2 separate regions of the Homo sapiens genome follow, and region 2 is linked to region 1. Evidence: chromatin loops called from intact Hi-C (ENCODE). Cell type or tissue: heart left ventricle. All regions are shown on one strand. Links, peaks and the distances in the headings refer to the core of each region. The heading gives the core; the rest is flanking DNA. Region 1 has its middle 160 kb from the start of POLR2M. Region 2 has its middle 32 kb from the start of GCOM1.

The links. Peaks named below come from ENCODE experiments on the same cell type or tissue, not always from the same donor. Only the 100,000 strongest peaks of a DNase experiment are listed, where the experiment ranks them.
Region 2: a loop joins it to region 1, with 12 times the contacts of the local background. A loop is called at or near these places in 63 of 110 quality-filtered maps.

What each region holds. Positions count from the first base shown.
Region 1 is chr15:57,855,609-57,867,890 of GRCh38, forward strand. No RefSeq gene overlaps it. Among named protein-coding and RNA genes, the nearest start is that of POLR2M, 160 kb to the left of the region's middle. In heart left ventricle, for the core only: CTCF peaks have their summits at 5,635 (motif pointing left), 5,837 and 9,883; no DNase peak of the experiment used is centred there.
Region 2 is chr15:57,553,557-57,565,838 of GRCh38, forward strand. It overlaps the pseudogene RPS13P7. Among named protein-coding and RNA genes, the nearest start is that of GCOM1, 32 kb to the right of the region's middle. RefSeq lists an enhancer at 557-1,132. In heart left ventricle, for the core only: CTCF peaks have their summits at 6,436 (motif pointing right), 6,635 and 7,613 (motif pointing right); DNase peaks (open chromatin) are centred at 6,455, 7,615 and 8,875; H3K4me3 peaks cover 298 bases; H3K27ac peaks cover 2,431 bases.

The DNA.
Region 1 (12,282 bases), core at 2,327-10,326:
TGAGGATTTTGTTTGCCTCTTCCACCCCGTGAGGATACAGCAACAAGTTGGGGCAGAAGGTGAGCTCTCACCAGACACTGAATCTGTTGGCACCTGGATCTTGGATTTCCCAGCCTCCAGAACTGTTAGCAATACATTTCTATTGTTGATAAATTACCGAGTCTAAGGTATTTGGTGGTAGCAGCCTGAACTGAGATACTGTGTAATTTTAGTTATCAGTAATAGTATTATCATTATAATAACAGCTATCTTCGGTTATTAGGTTAGTGCAAAAGTAGTCATGGTTTTGGTCATTACTTTTAGTAGCAAAGACCATAATAACTTTGCACCAACTGAATACTAGCTTCCAGAAATGGAGCTAAGGACTTGTATTAGGTCATTTAAATATAATTTGATTTTGCCCCATTTTTCAGAGGAGGAAATGAATGTACAGAGGTGTTATCAAGTGGTCCAAATGCTCACACCAAGCAAGTGGCAGAGCCAAGCATCATACCAGCCAGTCTGAGTCTGAAGCCTGTGGTCTTTACCCCTGGCCTACACAGCACATTCATGCATGTCCTCGTCTTTTTGTTGGGTTGGGAATTTTGATGGAAAGTTTTCTCCTTCATCCACATTTGTGTTCACTGTCCTACATATATGGGGCCCTCAACATTGCAGCACTTTATTTTTCAGGTGAGTTTTCATCCAGACATTGATGGCAGAAGCTTTTTGGAGAGAGGTGATGAAGAAATGCCATCAGGCTGCTTATTAATGGGATGAGATGAGACCTCTAACATTGCCAATGGGACAAAATACCACCAGTCCCACAAAGGCATGTCTGTGGGGTGTGGTGGGGTGGAGGAGGGTCTACTGCATTGCATGACAGCGAGATAGGGAGAGAGATCAGGTATGAGGACAAACATCCGAGGTGGGGTGATGGTGCACAAAGGGCAGTCTAAACTGAGCATCTTCAATGAGGCAGTCTCTTGATTTTTGCTTTACACTCCTGCCCTTTTAATCTCCTATTTCCCATTTTCATATAGAAAACAGAGACTCACAGGGGACTAAGTAACTTGTCCAAAGTTACGTGGCTAGTAAGTGGCTGACCTCCCCATCCAGGCATGGGGCCAAAGTTGAAACCCTTGGATAGAGTATGCTGATTTTAGTTTCAAGTTTAAGGCCACTGCATTGCCCTGCCCTGCCCGGGGCCATGGCTGTAAGTATAATCTTGTGCCTTGAGGAAAAGGGGCCTGTTGGCTTCATATACAAATGTTTAATGTAGTGGTTAGTAATAGGTGGGGGAGGGAATGCCTTGGTCTGGCATTGAAGGATGCTGCTGAACTCTGACGTGGCGTATTAACCAGCCTGCAAAGAAAATGAACTCAAAAATGTAGTCAGCTACCTTAACCTGACACGCGGAATCTGTGGTTGAAGGCTGCAGCTCTACTATGCAAATAGTTCTTATCCCCTGTGTCAGCTAAGGTTCAATACCCATCCCTCCTTCCCACCCTTGGTATTATCAAAATACTAAAGTATTTTTTAGTATTTTCAAATACTAAAGACAAATGATTTTATATTTTAAATACCTGTATTTTATGAAAGAGCAATATTAAAAATACTGAAAAAGCTTGCTTTCTTTAGGCAAGTTAATAGCTTTATATCACCTTTAAGCAGAGAAACTCTAAATTTGAGCACTAATGCTCCCTGTGTTCAATCTTTCCTCACCTGGAAGGGGGATGAAGGAATCACGCCTGGGTTTCTTCAAGTCTAAACAACTATCATCCCCCCATTGTTTCCGTTTCCTTTTAGTGTTAGATCTTTCATTTCATTTGGGGTCATTATTTTTGTGCCTTGATCTCTGGGATTATAGTTGCCCAGTTCTGCTCGCGTACAAATGAAGTGGAGCCTTCATTAGTTCTACCCCATTTATGACAGCATTCTTCCTTGTGCAATGTAGGGAGCCTAATGTGGTCTTACTGAAGTCTCTATGACCCACTCTGTGTCATAGAATTGCATTCTCTTGGATCTTGGATAGCGAATTACAAGTTTGATTGGGTTTCAGCAATGCACTTGGCTGAAAATACACGTAAGACTTTATTTTGGGGGATGCCATTCCAATGAAGTTAGTTGTCCACATTTTCTATTCCACTTTCATTTTGAACATCGTTAGTGTTTTCCATTTCCTAGCCTTTCTTTGCAAGGTTCATTTAAGATAATTAAGATTTTGGTGAATGACAGAATGGTAATTCCAACCGCAAGCCCTATGAGATGGGGAAGGATGAGTCAAATAAGGTTAAACGATGGGTGACAGGGAATCCCTTCTCTTGACACCATTTCTAAATTTGCAAGAAACTTGAACCCTGGAGTGCTTAACTCTTCTTCCACTCCATGTCCAAAGGGTATTATTGTCATGAAGGAGGTCTTTGAAGTGTTAGTAGGATGCTTGTGGTTTCAAAACATTTTCTCCTTCTCTGGTGCAGTCTCCCCACAGCTGTTTTCATTGCCCCTCCTTCCTCCTACCCAAGATGTTCTGCCAAACATGCACCTCCTCCAAGTGACAACAGCCCTCTGACCAAATAGAAATTGCTACCCCACTAACAAATTAGAGATGTCCTCAGGCCCAAAGTTTCCCCAAGATTTTAGACTCCTCTGCCCAAGAACTTTGGGACAGTTTTCCATACCTTAGACAACTGTTGGTGTCAGTGGCAACTATTAACTCCTTCTTTAGAGGCAACTAATTAAGATCCAAGATCAGGAATATGTTTCCTTTGTTTTCTACCTGACCAAAGGCTCCTCTCTTCTGGGGCAACCCCCAGGATTGGAGTAGCCTTTGTATTTTTTACTGTGTAGGGGAAAAATTTACAAATGTCTATCAATCAATCCTAGTTTTCTAGTTATTTAGGCAGCTACTCAATGTTCATAATCATTTCTACCCAGGTATCTGTGGCAGCCTCTCATTTTGCGGCAGATGTGACAGTCATATGTGATCTAGGGTTTGGGATGATTTTACCTTGAGAAATGCCCTAGGAGTCTATGATAGTCTTCAACAAGGAGGAAATATTGTGTATTATTCACGGTTTTACTGTTATTTAATCACAGAGGAACTATATGTTTGGCTATAAGCTATGTCTTAGAACTGGGTTAATGATCCCAAGCAGAATGTCTGTCACACAGGTCATCAGTCAATGTTTGCAGAATAAGCCAGCTAGGGTTTTATTTAAAAAAAAAAAAATCAACATGCCAAAGGGTTAGCTGGCACAGATGAGAATCTATATTCTGGGTAATATTCTCTAGTAGTAAAAAAAGATAAGGAAAGGTAAAGACCAAATTATTTGACATAAATGCTTTTAATGGGATAGGAAGAAAAGAAAAAAGTAAAACTAGTTGAGGTGAGCGAGTGTAGAACCTTGGATTTCTAATTCAAGATGAGTTTTTTTTTCCCCCAAAAACTGCTCTGAAGTGACAGAAAAAATAAAGTATAAATAGTGCTTGAAGACAGAAATTAGTACCATCAGATACTGAATTTTTAGGCAATAATGAAGATGGAATAATGTTAATGGCAGGGAAAAAAAAAACCCAACAGTGTCTTAAAGCAGTTACAGGAGAAAGCTCCTGTACAGGTAAGGTTGGCTTTTCCCAGCCTAGAGAAACAAACACAGAGTCAGCAGTTACACAGATCAGCAACAGGAGTGGCATGACCTGAAGGCAGAAGGCTTCTAGTAACAAACTACTCATACCCTGCCTTCACCCAACACTCTCCTTACTCTCCCATCCTTTAGAGTGTTTGGCTGAGCCTTTGGAGAAAAACAGCTTTTTCTACAAGAATCTTTGTGTGCCTGCCCAGTGAGGAGCGAAGGTGTGCTTCCTAGTGTGGGCACAGCAGTAGAGGTAACGCCAGATACAGGAGCAGAGCCAGGGTGAGTCAAGAGGAGTGTGTAATAAAGAAAGAATTAGTGATTTGAGATGATGTGAGAACTCCAAGGATTAAAGGGAAACTCCTAAACACTTTCAGAAAGAAGGTGTTTTAAAAGTGAAAGAAAAGCTAAAAGAAGAAAAGAAAAAGAAAAAAAAAGCAAAACATGCAAAAAATTTAAAAGGCTCAAAATCAGCCATATAAAGACACGGGTCATATTGACCACAATGCGCTAAAAGCAGAAATGAGTAAGATAAAAATTGTAAAATAAAAATATTTTACAATTACTATGGCCTATTTGATAAGCCCAGGAGGAATAGCTCAACTGCTTAGCAATCATCATGGGAAAGGCTCAACCAGTCAGAACAGACTGTCCACCCCAGCAGAATGGGTACCCAGAAATCTGTGCTGATGCAAACCTGCTAGGGGCAAACCTGTTGAACATCAAACCTAGATTGGTTCCAAGAGGCCTTGGTTCCATGTTGGTGGAGCAGCTGAATACTACTTGGTTTGAGGCACAGTTTCTTGGAAGACTGTTGCAGTCTCAGAGCTTCAAATTTTACGAATTTCCCAACTAACATCCTTTATCTGGTTCAATCCATGATCTGACATTGCAGTTAGTTGTCATGCATCCTTAATCTCCTCTAATGTGTTAACAGTTCCTCAGTCTTTCGTGTTACTTTGAAAAATACCGTTCGGTTATTTTTCACAGTCTTCCTCAATTTGGATTACTCATATGATTTAGGCTGAGGTTATGTATATTTGGCAAAATACCATGGAAGTGTTGCTGGGTCCTTCTCAGTGTATCATATCAGGAGGCACATAATGTTAGTGTGCCTTGCAACTGGTGATGTTAAGTGATTACTTGGTTAAGGTAGCATCCACTTTTTTCCACTATGAAGCTACTGTTTTTCCTTTATAAGTAATAAGTGTCTTACAGGAAGATCTTTTGAAACTGTGCCAGTGTCCTACTTTTTAATCAAACTCTCACCCACTAATTTTAGCAACCACTGATAGTTCTTGCTAACAATAACTATTACTGTTGTGTTTGTCTAGAAGTGATTTTCCATTTCCATTATCTCTTCTGCATTTATTCATTGGAATTACACTGTCAGAAGAGCTGTTTCTTCTCCCTTCTCTACTTATTCAATTATTTATTTGTATCAGTTGGATTCATGGTTATTTTATTTTATTACTGTTATGTATTTTGTTGCTCAGATTGTTCCAGCTTTGGTCATTGGGAGTTCCTTCAAGTTGGTTCCTGTGTTCTTCTGACATGTAGACATCATTTTTTTTGAAGCATTTACATTATTTTTCAAGCTTATCTTACGTTGTACCTGACCCAGCTCTGGAATCAACCACTTCTCCAGTGAGTTCTGGCTTATTTTATTGGAGAATGGTATTTAGAAACCAAGATCTGGGTGCTAGGTGTGCTTGTTGCTATTGGGTTGTCATTACTTCTAGGTCTTCTCAGTGGATGGAGTTAGAAAAGGTATGTATGTATACTCACATATATACATGCACATTTTTATACATTTTCTTTTGAGTTAAGAGATACATTTTCTGTCTTCTTCTGAGCCATTTTTAAAAGAGACACAGACCACGGACCATCAGCTTACTTTTATTTCGATATATTTACTTATTGCTTTAGTAGGTATCACAGTATAAGAATTTTGTCTAATGGCTCAAGCTCTTGAGAAAAAGAAAATGAAAAAGGCTTTGCGCCCTCTTGTGGTCAAACTGAGTAACTGGTATTTCATGGCATTGGAACAAGAGTTGAACGTATGAATGAGATAGAGTGGCATTGACCTATAGCGTAAAATATATAATCTGATAGAGTTAGCTTGTGACTATCCTGTAGCATGAATGAACCTAAAGGGAGTAATTTATAGCCAATGTTTTTCTGAGTTACCCGAGATCATAATATAACCAACATTTTACCAAAGGTGTTCAGATAGATCTTCCCATTGGATCCTCACAGCAATCTTGCAAGGCAGATTTTTATTATCCCTAGTTTACAAATAAGGAACCAGTTTCAAAGAAGCTAAATAATTTTCATAAGTCAATTTTGTAACTTGTTTGGAACTACAGCTGGAACTTGAACTTGTGTGGTAAGAAGGAGTTGGTCTGACTTGTCATTGTTAACCCTCTGCTTTTTCTGCTGAAGAACTTTAAAATACGTTAAACATTTCATTACAATGGAAGAAAATTATCAAACCTTAAACCCAGAAAATCAGAATCATAATTTAAAAAGGAAAGGAAGGAAGGAAAGAAAGAAAAACAAGTCTCCTACAATTTGGCTCTTGAAAACATTTTTAGAAGTTCATAAAAATGAGAAAAAGACAATCCTATCATTGAAGTTTTTTGTTTTATCAAGTTAACACCTAGTTAAAACAGGTAATGGAAGCCATATAAATACAAAATCCAGACTCTCAATAAACTTCCTACACCAGATGTGGACTGAGATACACTCCATTCTGGGAAGTTGGCCACCATAAACCTCTGACAGCCATAGATGAGTCATCTAACCATCTCATTCCATGTGATCACAGGTCTTTGTAGTGTTACTCGTGCTTGGGCTGAATAGAAATATCACCATAAATCTCCTAACTAAAAGGATGCAGTTTCTCATTTTCATTTAGACAGATTTGAAAATAGGGATGAGATTGATCAATACACTCATCTTTCTGCAATCATCTGAGAGGCCAAAATGGCCTTGAGGATGATATATGGCATGCACAATGTGAATCTCTAAAAGCTTTTGGTCTCTCAAGGTTATTACGAAGACAACCATGGGAAGTAATAAAGCTGTGTCGTTTATTTAAAGTGAGGGCCCTAATCTTTTTTCTACTGGTACTTCCCGCTTTTCTATTTTAAAAGCGCTGACTGGACAATATGAAAGAAAAGAAAGGTGCCAATTTTAAACCCTCAGGAAGTCCATTTGGTGAATGGATTCTAGAAAGGTAAAATCAAATGTTTCACAAATAAAAGTTGGTGTTGGGTTAACTTTCAAATTGATGCCAGACTTAAGCTTTGGAGGTGTGTCATTTTTATCCAAATAACAATGCAGAAACGACACAAAGATTCCCATCCCTGCCCATGGCAGTAGACAGAATTCCAAGTGGAGTTGCATTACTTGGACCTGAGAGGGTTGGTGGTTTGAATGAAGTTCAGTGGAACCATTTCTATCTGATGAAGTGTGAAATATAATTGCTAAATATGGTTTTGAAAATCAAAATGGGCGAAATATGCTGTGAAAGAGAATTTCCAAGACAAGCTGGGAATATAAACAAGCAAAAATAAAACCAGTGAAAACATAAGCAGCAGAGAGTCTTCAAGGTCAAGGCTGTTAAGGGAACCCACAGGTTCTGTAACATTCTTGTCATTGTCTTTTCCTCCGCATCCTCAGCTGGCCAACGAGGAGACCAAGAGCAGGCTCGTGTCGTCATCTGGCTAGTGTCTAGACATGAGCATGAATGCTCTCCTCCCACACACAGGTGCTGCCATGTGATGTCTGCACGCCACATGGCACATCCCAAGGAAGGTCATGCTGGGAAGGGACTGGGTGTGTCCTGAGTTCTGGTCCATTGCGTCCAGAGGCACAATCTCCAGAGTGACACAGGGAATGAAGGAATCTTCATTTCCAGCCAGTTTTATGCAGCAGGAAACACAATGACCGTGACAATCCCTTCCTGTCCCATGGAAGCCTGGGGGAACATAGGAGAAGCATCTGCACTGCACACCCATCTGGAGCCTGCAGACCAGGTCCTGGAGACGTTATGTTCTGTGATTAAACCATCTGGAAAGCAACATGGTAGGATGAGAAGGGCCACTCCAGGGTAACCCACCTTATGACTTGTAATCATGTTGAGCCCTGTGGACCTTGCTCACCTGGCTGCCGCCTTGCTCACCATCCTGCAAGCACCAATACTCCAGCTCTTTAGGGCTCTCTTTCCCCTTCAGTTCTGTGCATGCTGTTACCACAGCCCGGAATCCATGGGCCAAGTAGCTAGTGCTCTCAGACCCTGCTCAGGTGTCCCTTCTCCAGGAAGTCTCTGAATTCCCATTTCCCTTCTCACCCACTCCTTGAGGAGGATTCTAAGACTAGGTTTGGACCCAGCAGGAAGAAGTGCTTGAGGTCAAAGTCTAGCACAGGTATGGGAGCGGAAGTAGAGGCAGGCAGGCAAAATATCTGCCGTTTCAGGGTAAGTTGTGAATAGAACAAACAGTTCCACAATTAAAGTTAAGAGTTTGGAAACACTGGACTTGGCCGCTTTTTCTCGTCTTCACTGAGCCACCTGCTAACCCATGACTTGTTCTCCTAAGTGGACTCAATCATGAGGAAGGAGTATTCAGAGCCAGGGACCAGTTACTGGTAGCTTACCAGGCCACCTTTCTGTAGAAAGCAATAAATTGGCCTTTGGGTTTATTTCTAAGTGTCCAGGCGTTTAGCCAGTGCAGGTCTATCTGCCAGAGCCTGACTACCCTCAGCATGCTGAGAAAGTGGGGTTCATGTGCTGGGAAGCTGAACCGAAGAGTGGCCATTGTATGCCCTGCTTGGGGTAAAGAGAGGCCTCTATGGCTATCTTTCATCAGAATGAATGGCAGGGCCCAGTGGACTTTCTCTTAATTCAGTCTTCTCCTTGCAGAGGCTTTTTCTTAAACTCAAGCTTTCCCTGGCAAACTCAGAACAGGATGAAATGATCTGGCAAAGGGAAATGAAGAGGAGGAATTATCCAGGGGATTTGATCCTTGTGGTCATTTTTCAGACAAAAATGTTCCATCCATCCCTTTCTTCAAGAGCAGGAATTTGGTACCTGCAATATCCAGATCATTACATTACTTCTCTTGGCATTTGAAAAGAAAATTGTTTTGTGTGTCTGTGAGAAAGAGATTTAATGTATTTATATTCCTTTGATGCCTACTTCCCCTCTGAGTTTCTATTACCACAACCAATGATCCCCCTGCATGTAGTTTTGTAATGTGAAGCCCACACATAGAGTTTTTTTTTTTTTAAGTAAAATTGAGCTTCTAAAATTACCTAAGAGCTGCCAATTCTGAAAATTAACCTCTGTTTAATTAGTTTTGAATGACAACAAACCCAAACTAGTTAAGGTAGAAGCTGAGAGGAAGGAGTACTATGGGAGTTTTCACATTGAATCTCCTGTGTGGCCCTCAAACCAAAGTTTCAGGAGAATGCTGCCAAATAAAAGAGTGGATGATTAAGTGGAAATTAGGAAAACTTTTGTAAAATTGACAAAGGAAAGTCAGAACATTTCAAAGTTTTCTCAGAACTGAATAACAATATAGATCTTCCCTGTCTTTTTCTACCTCTCCCCGCAAGACCTGAGTGCCGGTCATTTTTTAGAAAAGGTGCTCAAATTGACACTTTGGAGATTTCCAGTGCCTTCTATGTGACATGTTTAAGTGCAGGGCTGTGAGGTGAGCACTGATACCATCCCCATTCATTTCAAAGGCTTAGTGCACTATTCAGGCTCGCGGTGAGGGCCCAGTTGATGCTAGCCACTATTACTCTATTAATTTGTGGGAGTAACCAGCCCTTCTGCTTGGGACTGGAACCATTTCTGATTGGTTGGTAATTGCTTTACTATGTTTTGAATGGTGGCACTTAGTGGGCAGAGTTTTCTAGTAAAATCTCAATAGGTATAAAGTGTACAGGTGTCTTCGTAACTTGTTTATAAGCTTACTTGAAGGTAAAGATATTGTTCCATCGATCTTTGTGGCTCACACAGCACGTAGCACAGTAGTTTTCCATAGTAGGTCCTCAAAGAAACTTTTAAATAATAAAATGAAACCTCTGTGTGTAAAGCCATAGACGTGCTTGGTTGGTTTTGTGAAATCTCGTGTCTAAGCAAAAGGCTGATCGACATGGAAGGGTGATGATACCTGAAGAAATGAGCAAAGGTGCCCCCCAACAGAACCTTCCATGATGATGGAAATGTTCTGACCTATGTTGTCCACTAGGGGAGCCACCAGCCACCAGTGAATGCTGAGCACCTGGAATGTGGGTACCATGGCTGAAGTACTAAATGTTCAAGTTTATTCAATTTTAATTAATTTCACTTGGAAGTTACAGAGCCACATGTGGCTAGTGGCCCCTATACTGAACAGCATAGCACAGGCCTAGACCTCCAGTTGAGAATCTGGCAAAAAGGCCCATTTCAGTTGTAGCCATTGAACAAAAGCAGTGATCTCAAAGTGTACCCCTCAGTCAGCAGCATCGGCATTGCCTGAGAACTTTATTAGACTTGCACGCTTTTGGAGCTCATGCTACACCTTCTGAAACAAATTCTGGGGATGAGGCCAAGCAATCTGTATTTTTACAATCCCTTTGTGGTTCTGATGCACCCTCCCATTTGAGAACCTCTGATCTAATTTAAAATTAAAGCAAAATGAGATTCTGATCTACGCTGGTCACCTTTTCTCTGGCAGTGGTTCTCAGACCTCACCAGTGTGGCCTAGCTGCGTGAGAACCCCCAGGCCAATTTGTTACACATACACCCCCCCACACACTACCGAGTTCTACCCTTTAGGGATTCTGATTTTGAATATCTGGACTAGATCAGAAATCTCTACTTTTTTTTTTTAAAGCTCTGAGATACTTTTCATTCACAGCCAAATTGGGGAACCACTCTTAGATCCGGTCAGAGGGTCTCTGGAATTTTATCTCTGATCACGGCAGGACTTGATCCACTCCATTAACCTATGTCCTGTCCCTCCTTTCCTCCTGAGGCCAGTGGAGAAAGGGACCCCAACCTCACTGACTTTCACAGAGCGTTTTTACATCTGCCATTAGATCAAAAAGGTTGCACTAAGGCCCCTGGGCGCCAGGGGGCTCTGTGGAGACTTTGGGCTTCAGGCTTTTCTGTTGGGTTCTAGACTGTTTTGCAAACTATCCGTGTCCAAGAACCAGGTTTTTCCCCTAAGCTTTTACAGACCATTACTTTTTAAAAATGCAATAAAAGTTACTAGAAAGACACAATAAAGACATAGAAAATACAAGGCCTGATTTTCTCCAACAGTGTTACTGTGAACATTGTAAAATATATAAAAAGTCGAAATAATTGCTTTGTACAGTGAACACCAATATACCCACCACCTGGATCCTACCATTAGCATTTTGTTATATTTGCTTTATTATTTATTGATCCGTGTTTCTATCCATTAATCCAAGTTTGGTTTTTTTTTTGTTTTTTGTTTTTTTTTGTTTTTTTATGAACTTAAAGTAAGTTGCTGACATTAGTGCACTTCACCCCTGGACAGTTCAGTATACATATCACGGACGATGTTTCAATTTTTTTTTTTTTTTTTTTTTTTTTACTTTAGTAGAGACATGGTTTCACCATGTTGGCCAGAACGGTCTCGAACTCCCTGGCTTTGAGTGATCCGCCCACCTTGACCTCCCAAAGTGCTGGGATTACATGCGTGAACCACTGTGGCCAGCCAGGTTTCAATATTTTTACGAATTTTTTTTTTTGAGGCATACTTCACATACTGTGAAATGCACAGATCTTAAATGTACTATTCAAAAAAGAATCTTCAGAAATGCATATACTTGTCTAACCTCAAACAGTAACAAGATACAGAGCTTTTCCATCATCCAGAAGGTTCTCTTGTGCACCTTAGCAGCCAATTTGCACAACAGTTTAACCATAAGTCCTAATTTTTTTTATTATTTGATTCAAGAATAAAGTTAGTTTGTCAAACTGCCATTAGATTTTCTAAATACACATTTTAAATTCCTGAACTTACCTCCTCATGCACTGGTGATAAGCAGCTCCTGAACAGCCTCGCTGGGGGACCACTGTGTAAGTAAAGCCTATTCTGAGATGCTGGGTTCACAGCCCAGGGCCCTGTGACCGTATTCAAAGTCCACTTGCTTGGAAGTCTCCAAAGCTCATCTCTCTGATGGGCACATCCTGTGACGTCCTCTGCATATTCCCTGTGCTCTTGTTGTTTTCACCTCCAAAGGGAAGGAGAGATTACATGGTGCGGTGGGTCTGTAGGGAGAATGAGAGGAGCTCCTTTCTTTACCCTCTCCCTTCTCTGCTACCCTGCAACGGAAGCAAAAGGGACCCCACGGTGGGACTCCCATCGCCAGGAATAATTCCCCCAGGAAACCTTGCAGGCTTCTCCCCCTTCACAACCTCCATGTCTGCAGGTGGTCTCCGTGCCTCAGCAGGGGGCAAAAGGTGGTGCTGCCGCCTCAAGACTGCGGAAGGCTGAACTGTGGGCGGTGATTCCCACCACAAGTTCTTCTAGAACAAGGCATCTTCCTTTTATCCACACCTGAAGTGGGGTCTTACCTAGACACTGGTGTGTTTGGTTACTTCACCTTAAAATGAGTTTGTGGCACCTGAGAGATGCTC
Region 2 (12,282 bases), core at 2,370-10,369, 300 kb before region 1:
AAAACTGCACTTGCAACCTGAAATCAGCAGACTGTCCCCAACAGAACACTGTCGACTGAAGTCCTAATCAGACCTCTAGCCCGAGTACTGGGTGTTGGGCTGGAGGCTGGAAACCTGGGCTTCGCAGCAGTGAGCTGTCTTCCTGGAGGTGGCAGCATAGTCTCTGCCAAGCCAGGGGAGTGGTCCCAGTGGGAATGGGCTCTGCCTCCCTGTGAGTGGGCAGGAGGCTGACCTGTGTCCAGACAGGGAGAAACCTTGTGGGTTACAGCAAGCTTTGGGACTTACGGGCATGTGCAGAGCTCATCTGGAAGGAGGCAGATGCCTGGGCCCCCAGCCTTTCCCATGAGTAGCAGGGCTACAGCTGTGGAAGTAGGACCAGCCTTTTGGCGCAGTGTGTGGTGGGCTGGAGGTGGGAAGGGTTGTGTGTGCAGGTGGTGGGTAGTGCCCCTGCCACACGTACAGATCCAGGGCATCTCCTCTGGACCCCTCCCAGGGACTGTAAAACTTTACTATGGGAACAGACTCAGTAGTATTTTGGGGCAGCGGGAATGGTTCTTTACTAATGCCTAAGATCACTTAACAGGGCAGAAGCCATAATTGGGCAGACCTTACGGGCCAAGAATCTTTTGCACTTTATCTGATTTAATCTGCACCCTGTGAGGTAGGTGGCATTACCCGCTTTCATGTGTTAGGAAATGTGTGTAAAGATCAGTAACTTGCCCAGGGTCACCCAACTAGTAGCTAAAGTGGCTAAAGTCCCAGGTCTGTCACTCTAACCACCCAGAGTGGCCTTACCCTGTACATTCTCACCCTGTACATTCTCACCCTTACCCTGTACATTCTCACCCTGCTGCCCCTCTGAAATAGTCACTGCTGGCTTCCCTAGCTGAGGACACTGGGCACAAAGGCTGGGCTTCTGGATTGCAAGTCTGTGCTTGCAGCCTGAGGCCCACTCTAAGGGAAGGCAGATGGCCTGCCTCTCCTTTCTGCAAAACCCCCTGCCACCTGCTGCGTGCTGCCAGCCTGACTCACTGACTCCAGCTACCTCTGGGCCTCTGGCCCTTCTAGGATGGGCTTGTTTTCCAGGAAAGGGTTTGGAGATTAAGATAAGCCAGCTGCCTCCAGTGAAAGGCCCTGCTGCCTTGGAAAGGGCCGGGAAGGCTGCCATTCCAGCTCCTTGGTTTGCTCGCTTCTCTCCGTGGCTGGGGCTGCCTCGCCTTTCATCCGTCCCTGCCTATCGTTGGGCATGAATAATGAGGCTCTTTGGAGACAGGCATAGGACTCCCTGCAGAGCGAGGGATTTGTAAAATGGGTGCCCAAGCTCCCTCTGGGGCTCCGGCTCCCTCATGTCTCTGTCTGTTCTTCCTGGGGAAGCTGCTGCTTGTATTTAGATAATGAAGAACTAGAAAACAGACCTGGCCTCCTTTCAACCTGCCGCTTCCTCCAGCCTGGGTAGGATCCAAAGCTCTGGCCTTCCTAAGCAGTGCTTGTTCCTGACTTACACATGGATGGTTTTCTAAACTAAGTTCATTTTCTGAAGCAGAGAATGAATAACTCACTCTACTACCTCCTCCCCTTCATGGCAAAATTTTTTCTTTTGTCTGTATTTTCACGGCTGCTGGATTCTAAAATCAAGGTGCAAGTTGCTTTGGGGCTTACTAAAGTCCCGTGGCCTTCCCAGGCCCTGTGGAAAGGTTAGATGCACCCCAGATAACCAGGGTTGGTTATTCCCTGTGAGAGAGTCAGAGGGGTGCAGGCTGGAAGCATAGCGCTCCTCCACCCCTGCGCTGGTCATCATGTGGAGCGTGTGCTTTCTAAGAAGTGCCAGCCTGTGTCCAGAGCCTGCTGGGCAGATGTTAAGCCAGCTGTGGACTTAGTCACAGTGACTCTGCTACCAACAACAGCAACATGGACATTTAGGGAGGAGCAAATGAGAGGAAGGAAGAAATAGGCAAGATAACAAGGCTTGACATCTGATCTCTGGGCATTTCCAATGGAGGGATTTGGTTTGTTTATGTTTCCACCACCAAGAATTAACAGTGGTTAACAGCTGTTCATATCTGTCTGCTTTACATTTTTAAATAAACATTACAGATAAAATTGAAGTTCTCTTTTTGTCCCTCACTCCCTGCCAAAGGCAACCACTATTCTCAAATCTGCTGGGTATTCTATTCAATTTTATTTTTACGTGTATGCATCCATGAACACCATGTAGTATGTTTTGTGTGTTTTAAAATGTCATATACATCTCAGCGTCTTGTATATAGTACTCTGACTTTTACATTCAAAATTACATTTTTTTGAGGCCTATGTTGATGTAGATTATTTAGTCATTTGTTTTTCTTTTTAATCACTTTATTGCTTGAGTACATAGACAAATTTATGCAACCAGGGCGAAGCTGTAGATGGTTCATATTTCCAGCTGGGAGGGAGGACTCGCTTGGTTTTATAATATCGAGCCAGACGGTGAATCCGGCTCTCTATCAGAATCAGAAGGAATTTAGCATCCTTGTCTTTTCTGCTCCTCTCAAGATGCTTTTGAACAGCGACTGCTTTCTTAATTAAGTGGTAGAGATCTTCAGGGAGATCAGGAGCAAGTCCCTTAGACTTAAGAATTCTTATGCCTGTCACAAAACGCACTTTTGCAGCACCATGTCAGTCTCTCAGGATCACACCGATTTGTGGAGGAGTCAGGCCCTTCTTGGTCAGTTTGTAAATCTGCTCCTTCACATTGTCAGATGTCAACTTCAGCCAAGTGGGGACGCTGTGGTGATAGAGCAAAGCCGACTGGGACAGGCCCTTCCCGGGCACATGAATGTGACCCGTGACGGCGGCAGTCAGGCAGTGAAAGGCTGTTTTTATTTTTTTATGGTCATTTTTTTTGGCAAATTAAGTGTTGAATGTTGAGTTTTTAAAATACTGATTGCTTTATATGCCATCCGCTTCAAAAGGAGTTGAGTTCTGCTTCAGGCATGACATGGTAGCTGGTATCAAACTGAACTCTTCCTCTGGGAACAACTAGAAAAGGTGGGCAAAAATTTCTTAAAAGCAGTTGTTTGAAGACCTGGAAGAACAACCAAGACACTCTGATGTGGAATTGGCCATTGTTCTTCCCTGGCTGCTGTTGCTATGGGTCATGGTGCTCGCAGCCCTCCTTGGATGGTCGGATGGGTGAGAGGGTTGCTCACACAAATGCCCTGCAGTTTTTTAAAACAAAAGATCACCCCCTTCAGTTAGAAACTGAAGGTCGCTGTAGTGGAATCCAGACAGCAGAGTCTTTGGGTACGGGGAAGGCTGGCAGGGGGACACTGTGGAGCAGAGCCAGGGCAGGCCAGGCTGGGAGCTATATTGTAGGGTGCTCAAATTCTACCAAGATTCTAAAATATCTCAAGTGTAATTAGGGGTGCATTGTTTAAAAAATAGTCTAAAGGAAGTCAGTACCTTAGTAGCCACACCGGGGAGTGGTAAGACCCCAAGGGCTGACCTGATCAATGGCACAGTGACTGAACTGCACTGTAAGGAGAGGACCCAGGCAGGTAGTGTCAGGGTGAGGTTTGGTTGAGCTGGGATGTCCAAGTTTGGGACCAGAGCTGACCAGGCCTAAACAGTAAAAGAGGAACACCAAAAACTGCCCCGGAGGACTTCGTTCTCCATTTTCACCCCAGAACACTGTTTCCCCTTGTCCTTCCAGTATGGAGAATAAATACTAAAGAATATTGATTGGAAAGAACACTGAATTCTTGGCCTGTTTTGGGGGTGGCATTTTCAGCTTTCCTTGGGTGGCCACATGTCTAGTTTCAGGCTCACAAAGACCAAGGTCTCACCAGCTCTGTCCCCTGTGGAATGGTGGTGGCATCTTCTGTGTGATGGTGAATTTTAGATGTCAACTTGACTGGGCTAAGGGATGCCCAGATAGCTGGTAAAACATGAATTCTGGGTATGTCTGTGAGGGTGTTTCCAGAAGGGATTAGCCTCTGAATCGGCAGAACGAGTAAAGCAGATGGCCCTCCCCACTGTGAGCAGGCTCTGTCCAATCTGCTGAGGGCCCTCACTGAACAAAAAGGTGGGGGAATAGAGGATTCATTCTCTACTTAAGCTGAGACATCCGTCTTCTCCCACTCTGACATCAGCGCTCCTTGCTCTCCAGCCTTCAGACTCTGAATGGGACTTAGGCAATCACTGCTACCCGCCCCCCCACACCCCCATTCTTAGGCCTTTGGGCTTGGACTCAATTACAGCTTGCAGGTGGAAAATCATGAGACTTCTCTGCCTCTAACTGCATGAGCCGATTCCTATAATAAATCTCTCTCTCTCCACACACACACACCCACTGGTTCTATCCTTTGAGGATCCTTGATTAATACACTCATTCATCCCTTGAAACGCCCAACTCTGTTGTGGAATTGACCATTGTTCTTCCCTGGCTGCTGTCGCTATGGGTCATGGTGCTCGCAGTCCTCTTTGGATGGTTGGATGGGTGAGAGGGGTGCTCGCACATCCCTGGGCTAACTGGGGTAGTTGCCTTGTTCATTTTGCTATATCCCATTTGGACCCTTTATGATTGGAGTATGAACTACATTTAGCAAACTTTTAAGTTCAACCCAGGAGCTGGAATCCTTACATCCTGGGAGTAGCTCTTCGAACACTTTGGAACTAGAGGCATGCATGGTGGTGGGTGTTCTTAGGTACGCGTTTCCTAGATGGATGGTCCTGAAATGGTATGACACCTCAACTTGCCAAGAGGCCTCCCGTGTGTTCCTGCTTGGCAGGGGGTGAGATTGAAAAGATTCATTACTTCCTTTACATATTTATTTTTCTATATAGAATAAGGTAACTGTATTACTACAAATTTGGAAAATAACCCCACCATACTGATGCAACCATTATTAGCATTTTGGCTCATTTCTTTCCAGTCTTTTTTTCCTACACAGTTTTTAAAGCATAGGTACAACTGCAGTGTTTATATGATTTGTATATGCTTTTTTTGTCACTTAACATTATAGATATTAGATAATCTTGATCACTTTTTAAAAATGCTTTTTAAAAATACACTTAAAAATCACATCACATTGAGTGAATTCTGTCATCAGTTAACTATAATACTATTTGTATATTAACAAATGTGTAGGATTTGGAATTCTGCCTTCCTACATCAAATACTGTTATATCTGTAGCTTTTTCATCTTTCAAATAATTTGCTTTGGCTAGATGACCAGAAAGAGAAGAGGAAAGACAACATCTTTAAGTCTCTATAAAAGTTCCTAATGTGGTTTGGCTCTGTGATCCAAACTTTATGTTGAATTGTAATTCTCAATGTTGGGGGAGGCACCTGGTGGGAGGCGACTGGATTATGAGGGCAGATTCCCTCCATGCTGTTCTCGTGATAGATCATTCTCACGAGATCTGATGGTTTAAAAGTGTGTGGCACTTCTCCCCTCTTTCTCTCTCCTGTTGCCATGTGAAGATGTGCTTGCTTCACCTTTGCCTTCCACCATGACTGCAAGTTTTCTGAGGCTTCCCAGTCATGCTTCCTGTACAGCCTGCAGAACTGTGAGTCAGTTAAACCTCCTTCTTCATAAATTACACAGTCTCAGGTAGTTCTTTGTAGCAGTGTGAGAACGGACTAATACAGTTCCCAAGTTGCTTTTCAGAAGGGTTTACTAGTTTGTACAGACCCAAGAAATTACAAATGTGGCAGTTTCTCCCTTTCTCTCTCCCCTCAGCTTTGATTATTAACATTTCTTCCCGAATAATAGACTAATCTTTCTTTCATCAGGGCAGTCTTTTTATATTGTTAGTGAAGTTTCTTTTAGAAATTGTCGTTTTGTGAGTCTTTTTAATTTTTTATTTATTGTCTAGTGTGGTTTTTGAGTAGCACATAAAATAAATGCAGATAGTACAGGAGGGTAAAACAATGAAAAGTGAGTCTTCCATCCTTGGCGCTCATTTCTCCAGGCTCTACTCAGAGGCAGTCACTGTTTCTAGTTTATTTTGTTTCTTCTGCTTCTTGTACATTTTTCTCGGGGACTCCTGGATCCCTCGCCCTCTGGCTTCCCACTGCTTTTCTGGTTCTCTTTAAAGGGCACCCTACCCCCAGCTGCATTGTCAGGCTCAGTGCATCTCTCTTCCCTAACAGGTCCACAGTGGTCAAAACTCTAAACATATGAACACTTATTGGGGAAGGTAGTGAGGATGGGAGCCAGTGGGGGATGTGGCCTGGGAGGGAAATATTGCCAGATCTCATCTTCCTGAGATGGCAACAGGAGATTTGGACCAAAGGCTCTGGGTCTGTTGGGGGGATGGGGGGAACAGCATTTTCAACCAGGTGTTAGTAGTGGCTGCAGAAATGCGGTTTTCTGGGATCTCAGGTGGGCTCTTTAAAGAAGAGACTGATGGGTGATGATGGAAGCCTTCACAGTCCTGATGTAATAGCCGAGGTGGACAGCAGGGGGAGCTGTTGGACGCTTCTGGCCCAAATGTGGCACAGGAGTAGATTAGTGGCTCCTGTAATCCAGGGCCCCACCCATCAGTGGTGAAGTCCCAAAGAGGACTTTGGACAAAACGAAGCTTTGCCTTCCCAGTGTTGCCCAGGTGATCTGGTGTTCCTATGTTACTCTTAGGTGAACTGTTGCAATATTCGCATTGCAACAAATTGAATTCCAACATTTATTGTGAACTGCTATTTTGTGAGAGACCTATGTTATTCATGCATACCTTTCAAAGGGCAGTCACTATGCACCTAGTCTGCACTGGCTTATGCTGAGATGAGTAAGGCTCAGTTCTGGACCCAACGGGATCAGAAATGTCCACCGAGCACTAAAAAAACAAGGGATGGAATTTAAAGCACTATAAAAGAGGTATAGATGAAGTGTGGCGGAGGTTCATGATGGGAACGGCTGTCATTGGATGGAGCAATCAGGGCAGAATTCATAGAGGAAATGGCATTCGAAAGGGCTTTAAAATGGGCTTGAAAATTTAGAACTGTTTATTATGAAATTTTAATCTCCTAGAAGGGTGCATCTTTGGTGGAAAAAACAGAGGGAACACGGGGATGAAAGCTGGGCTCAGAGGATCAGCCAGTTGCATTAAAATCTTGAGTAAATGAAGTGGAGAATTACTGGAGGTGAGACTGGAAAACACGTTTGGATCCATATTTTTGGAGAACCTTGAATACCACTCTTAGTAACAAGGCAGCAGTAGCTGCTTATAATCAGGAGATTCTGGATAAAAAACAGAGGAGTTGGGGTTTATGCCTTCTTGTCATTTCTGAGAAGACGAGTAATTTTTTTAAAATAGCCAGTGAAATTAGTTCCTATAAAAGATGTGATCCTTGATCATCAATAAGGACAATCGACTTCTCCCAATGGAGAAATCTGATGATCCATTTCACACATCCCTGGGTGCAAATTACTACCTAGTCTACACTAGTGTTTCTCAAACTTCAGTGTGCATCAGAATAACCTTGAGGGCTTGTGAAAACATAGACTGCTGGCCCCACTCCCAGAGTTTCTAGGGCAGCCAAGAATTTGATGCCAATGCTGCTGGTCTGGGGACCACACTGAGAACCTCTGGGTTTAAACATCCTACCTGACCTTTCTCAGTATATCCACTGGGTGGCAGCAGAGAGCATCACAGGCACTGCACAGTGGTCAAACCTGGAAAGCCCGGGCAGAGGCTGTGGAGGACTATTTCTGTGTATTCAATGTAGGTTATTTTTGCTGCCAAATGACAATACAAACCATCCACAATATCAGGCTCTTCAAAATTCAAGGATGCGTTGTATAAGAGAATGATTGGTGACTTGGATCTTGTTCCTTTTCCAGGATGTCGTCACCACCAGACCCAGTCGAGACATCCTCTCTCTACCAGGCGCCCCCAACAAGTCCTTCCTTCAAAAAGAGAATAGTTTTTAATAACTTTCAAGGTCACCTGCAAAAGGGTTTCTGTTTGAGTAATGTAATGACTGTAAAGCTGGCAAAAAACTGTATCGCCAGCTGATAGCTTGAGTCAGACTGGAAAATTACGAGCAAATTTTTCCATGAACCAAGAGGAAGTGTCCAGTCATTGTTGAGAGCAGGTTCATAGCTGTGTACGAGCTCTAGGAGATGGGGAGGCCCGTGCAGACCTACTTCCTTCAAGAAGGGAAGACAAAAGAAACACGTTTTGAGTTTGGGTTTTTAGATGGTTGGGAAGTTTATGTTATAGGATTTTTTTTTGAGGGGGGGGTTTGTTTGTTGATTTTTGTTTTTAAGTTATGAGAGTTATTTTCTTTTTCTTCCTTTTTTTTTTTTTTAGAAGGAGTTTCACTCTTGTTGCCCAGGCTGGAGTGCAATGGTGCGATGTCGGCTCACCACAACTTCCACCTGCCAGGTTCAAGTGATACTCCTGCCTCAGCCTCCTGAGTAGCTGGGATTAGAGGCATGCGACACCATGCCTGGCTAATTTTATATTTTTTGGTAGAGACGGGGTTTCTCCATGTTGGTCAGGCTGGTCTCGAACTCCTGATCTCAAGTGATCCACCCACCTAGGCCTCCCAAAGTGCTGGGATTACAGGCGTGAGCCACCGCGCCCGGCTCTGAGAGTTATTTTCTACTAACCAATGATGTACTGCTAGATTTTGGAATAAAAGGTTCTATGTGTGTGGGGAGGGGAGGAAGGAGCAGAATCAAAAAGCCCTGAGCAATGATAGGATGGATTAGAGTTTGGAAAGGGAAACGTGGGGTCCAGAACACACTGGTTAGGCTGTGGCAAGGGGGTCCTCTTGACATCCTCTAACCAGATCTCACAGCACACTTCCTGCCATGTCGCAGCAGAGACCAGCCCTCACCAGACCCGGTGCTGACATTAACCAGGTGCTGCCCTGAGCGAGATGGCGTCCTGCCACGCCTGCTCCGTCATCTGGGAGATGCCTTGTCGGCAGCTCCAAGGCCTCCTGTGGGAAGGCATGAACGTCTGTCCTCACGTCCCTGCTTCCCTTATTACCCAGCGGTGGAAGTTCATCCCCCACTCTCCTATCTTCCTGAATTCATCCCATCCTTTGTTGGCCCTGTGTGTGGTTTCTTCCTGTACTCTCTTTTGTGGATTTTTGTAGAATTTCAGAAGTGATTGTGATATTAGATGTGATCATCTCTGCTCTGCCTGCTGCTGGGGATGTGTGGCACTGACCCACTCTCCCCATTTTCCTCATTGTGGCTCTATAGTCAAAAAGGCTCTTAGGCCCCTTCTAAGTTCTTTCTTCTCCAGGCTAACATCCTTTTCTTCTTTAAGTCCATTTTTAACATTGGTTGTGAGTTAACTCCTGACCTCTCCCCCTCTGTCTAGTCCATGCTGGTCACTCCCTCCTTGCTCTAAAAGTGAAGGTGCTGGTGGGAGCAGGACCTTCTGGCTATCCCCAGGCAGGCCCGTGCCTCCCTCGAGGCTTTGACATTGTGATGTGTGTGTCTCTTCACACCAGGGTGGGAGCCCCTTGAGGGAAAGAACCACGCCTTTCTCTCTCGGGAGAAAGCCCCTGTCAGACAGCAGGCATTTGAAATTAAACAGAACATTATAATTCTGGGTCCTAACCTTTATAAATGCAAGGCAAGACTAGATTATGTTAGCGGATTTGTCAATATTCATTTGGTTCAGTCTTATTGCACAGATAGGCAATTAAAGCATTTTAAATGGGCTGTGCTTAAGTGTGGTCCCCCTCTCATGTACTCCTATAGCAGGCTTTAAAACACTGCATTGCGCTTAAAGATCTGCTTCTTGGATTTGGGCTGTTGAGCTCTTTTCCTTCTTCCACATCATTCCCTCAACTTCTCAAGAAGTTGTCAACTTGAGATGCTGACACATTCTGCAAGTGCACAGGGACACAGCCCTAAGAGTGATCAGCTACCCCCAGTGCCCATCAGTGGTTCAGTGAAGGACGGCATCCCTGCTTAGAATTTGACCATTCAGTCTGCCGGTTACCAAAACCATGTTCATGCTTTAGTGTAAAGGTTTAGCATCAAGGTTACGTCCCAGGTGATGCTTCAAATCCAAACTTCCCCCTTCCCTGGGCTCCTGTGGTCTTTTGTTCTCTTGCAGCGCTTCCGGACTGTGGTTAGCTGATTATAGTTATTTTTTCCTACATCATTAGGTGGTGAGCTTCTCCGGGACAAAGTCTGTCTCATTATTCATCTTTGTTTGTAGCAGGTGCCTGACAAATACTGATAGAATTAAAATAACTTTTGTTTGTCTCACATTTTGATAAATGAACAGGGCTATATTTACCTGAACGTTTATGATTTCATACATGGACAGCATATTTCCTCTTGGGCTTTTCTCTTCCTAGACTGGATAGATTTAATGATTTTAGTTTTATGTCACAGGACAACCCTCCACCTGGAAGAACTGAAGTTCTATTAAGTTTAGGGGTTTCTGGCTAATTTGTAAATTGTTGAGAAAGAATCCACCTTGTTCTGGTCAAAAGGTGACAAATATAGTTAACTTCAACAAAGGGCAGAGAGTCAGCTATTGTTTCTGCCAATGATTACTTTTGTTATATGCTTGAGATCAGATACTAGTCATTTGTATCCCAGTTAACTTAATATAGATAGCATTTTCTAATATTTTCAAGCGTTACTCTAATGCTTTTTGACGCCTATTTTGAACATCAATCTTTTAAACTCATTATATATTATTCTATAATTTATAGAAAAATCATCACACTTTACCTAATTCTTGTTTGTTTGTTTGTTTGTTTTGAGACAGAGTCTCGCTCTGTCACCCAGGCTGGAGTGCAATGGCGCGATCTCGGATCACTGCAAGCTCCGCCTCCGGGGTTCATGCCATTCTCCTGCCTCAGCCTCCCGAGTATCTGGGAATACAGGTGCCCGCCACCACGCCCAGCTAATTTTTTTGTATTTTTCGTAGAGACGGGGTTTCACCGTGTTAGCCAGGATGGTCTCGATCTCTTGACCTCCTGATCCGCCTGCCTCGGCCTCCCAAAGTGCTGGGATTACAGGCGTGAGCCACCGCGCCTGGCACTTTACCTAATTCTTATAGGCAATATTTTCTTTGGTACTTGGGACTTTTTTTAAAGAATAGTATCCTCAAATTGGAATTAGTGTGTCAAATAATATGAATGCTTTTCTGATTCAATTGGATTTTTAATTTTTATACTTACTCAAATAATTTATACTGACTGTTGAAAAATAGATAAGCAATTAATAATAAAGAAAGTCCCCCTTGCTTTCACTATTTAGAAATAACTACTATAAATATTTTTATGTATATTTGTGTACACTTTTTTCTTTACATGGATGTTTATTTCACAAAATGTGGAATCTTACTGTTTATGCTATTACATAGCTTATTTTTTTAAATTATTGTGAATTTTTTCAGCTATAAAAAGATATTTTCTCAAAAATTTTTTTCAAAAGAATATATTTTTTCAACACAGTTTTAATAATTGCACTGTATTCCATGGAATAATAATACTAATAGTTAACATTTGTTTTGTAATTTTTATATGCTATGCAATATTCTATTTGTTTTATATACCTAAGCTCATTTAATCATCACAATAACCCTGTGAGATAGGTACTATTACTCTATTTTAGCAAAAAAAATTATGCATAGAAATATTAAATGACTTGCCTAGTTATGGGCATACCATAAATGTGCATGACCCAGTAGGTCATTGTAGAACATTTTAGTTATTTATTTTTTGTTTGCCATCATAAGAAATGTTGCTATTAATTCATGAAACAAATATTCACTGAGCTCCCACTCTATGCTGGGTGTTTTGCTAGAAGCTTCGTATGTAAGGGAAAAACTGTTGCAGAAAGTAGGCTTGGCTGGGAAAGAGACCTATTTGAAAGGATCCTGGCATGAGATGGCGTTTTCTCTCTTCTGTTTGCTCACATCGCGGAGGGGAACTCCATACTGCAACAGCAGCCCCTGGCTGGATGTGGTTTTGTCTCTTTCGTCAGCAGGGATATCTCCCGCCCCACTTCCTTGCTCTCTCAGGAAGGCCCCCTCGTGCTCCGCACACCTGCCAGGGTGGGGCTTGTGGAGTTGACCTTCTTCCTTCCTGAATCAGACAACCAAACCAGAGGTGTAACTTCGGTGGCTGGTCCTGTACCTCTGATTCTGTTCTGTGTTCTAAGCAGAGTTTTCACGAACAATGAAAACGCCTGGGAGTGTTCATTGCCAGTTATTAAAGAAAAATGGAATTGGCTACTGTACGGTGTAATAGTCCCCAGGTTATTCCACCCTTTCTGGCAGACTATTTACTCATGTACTTTTAGTATACTG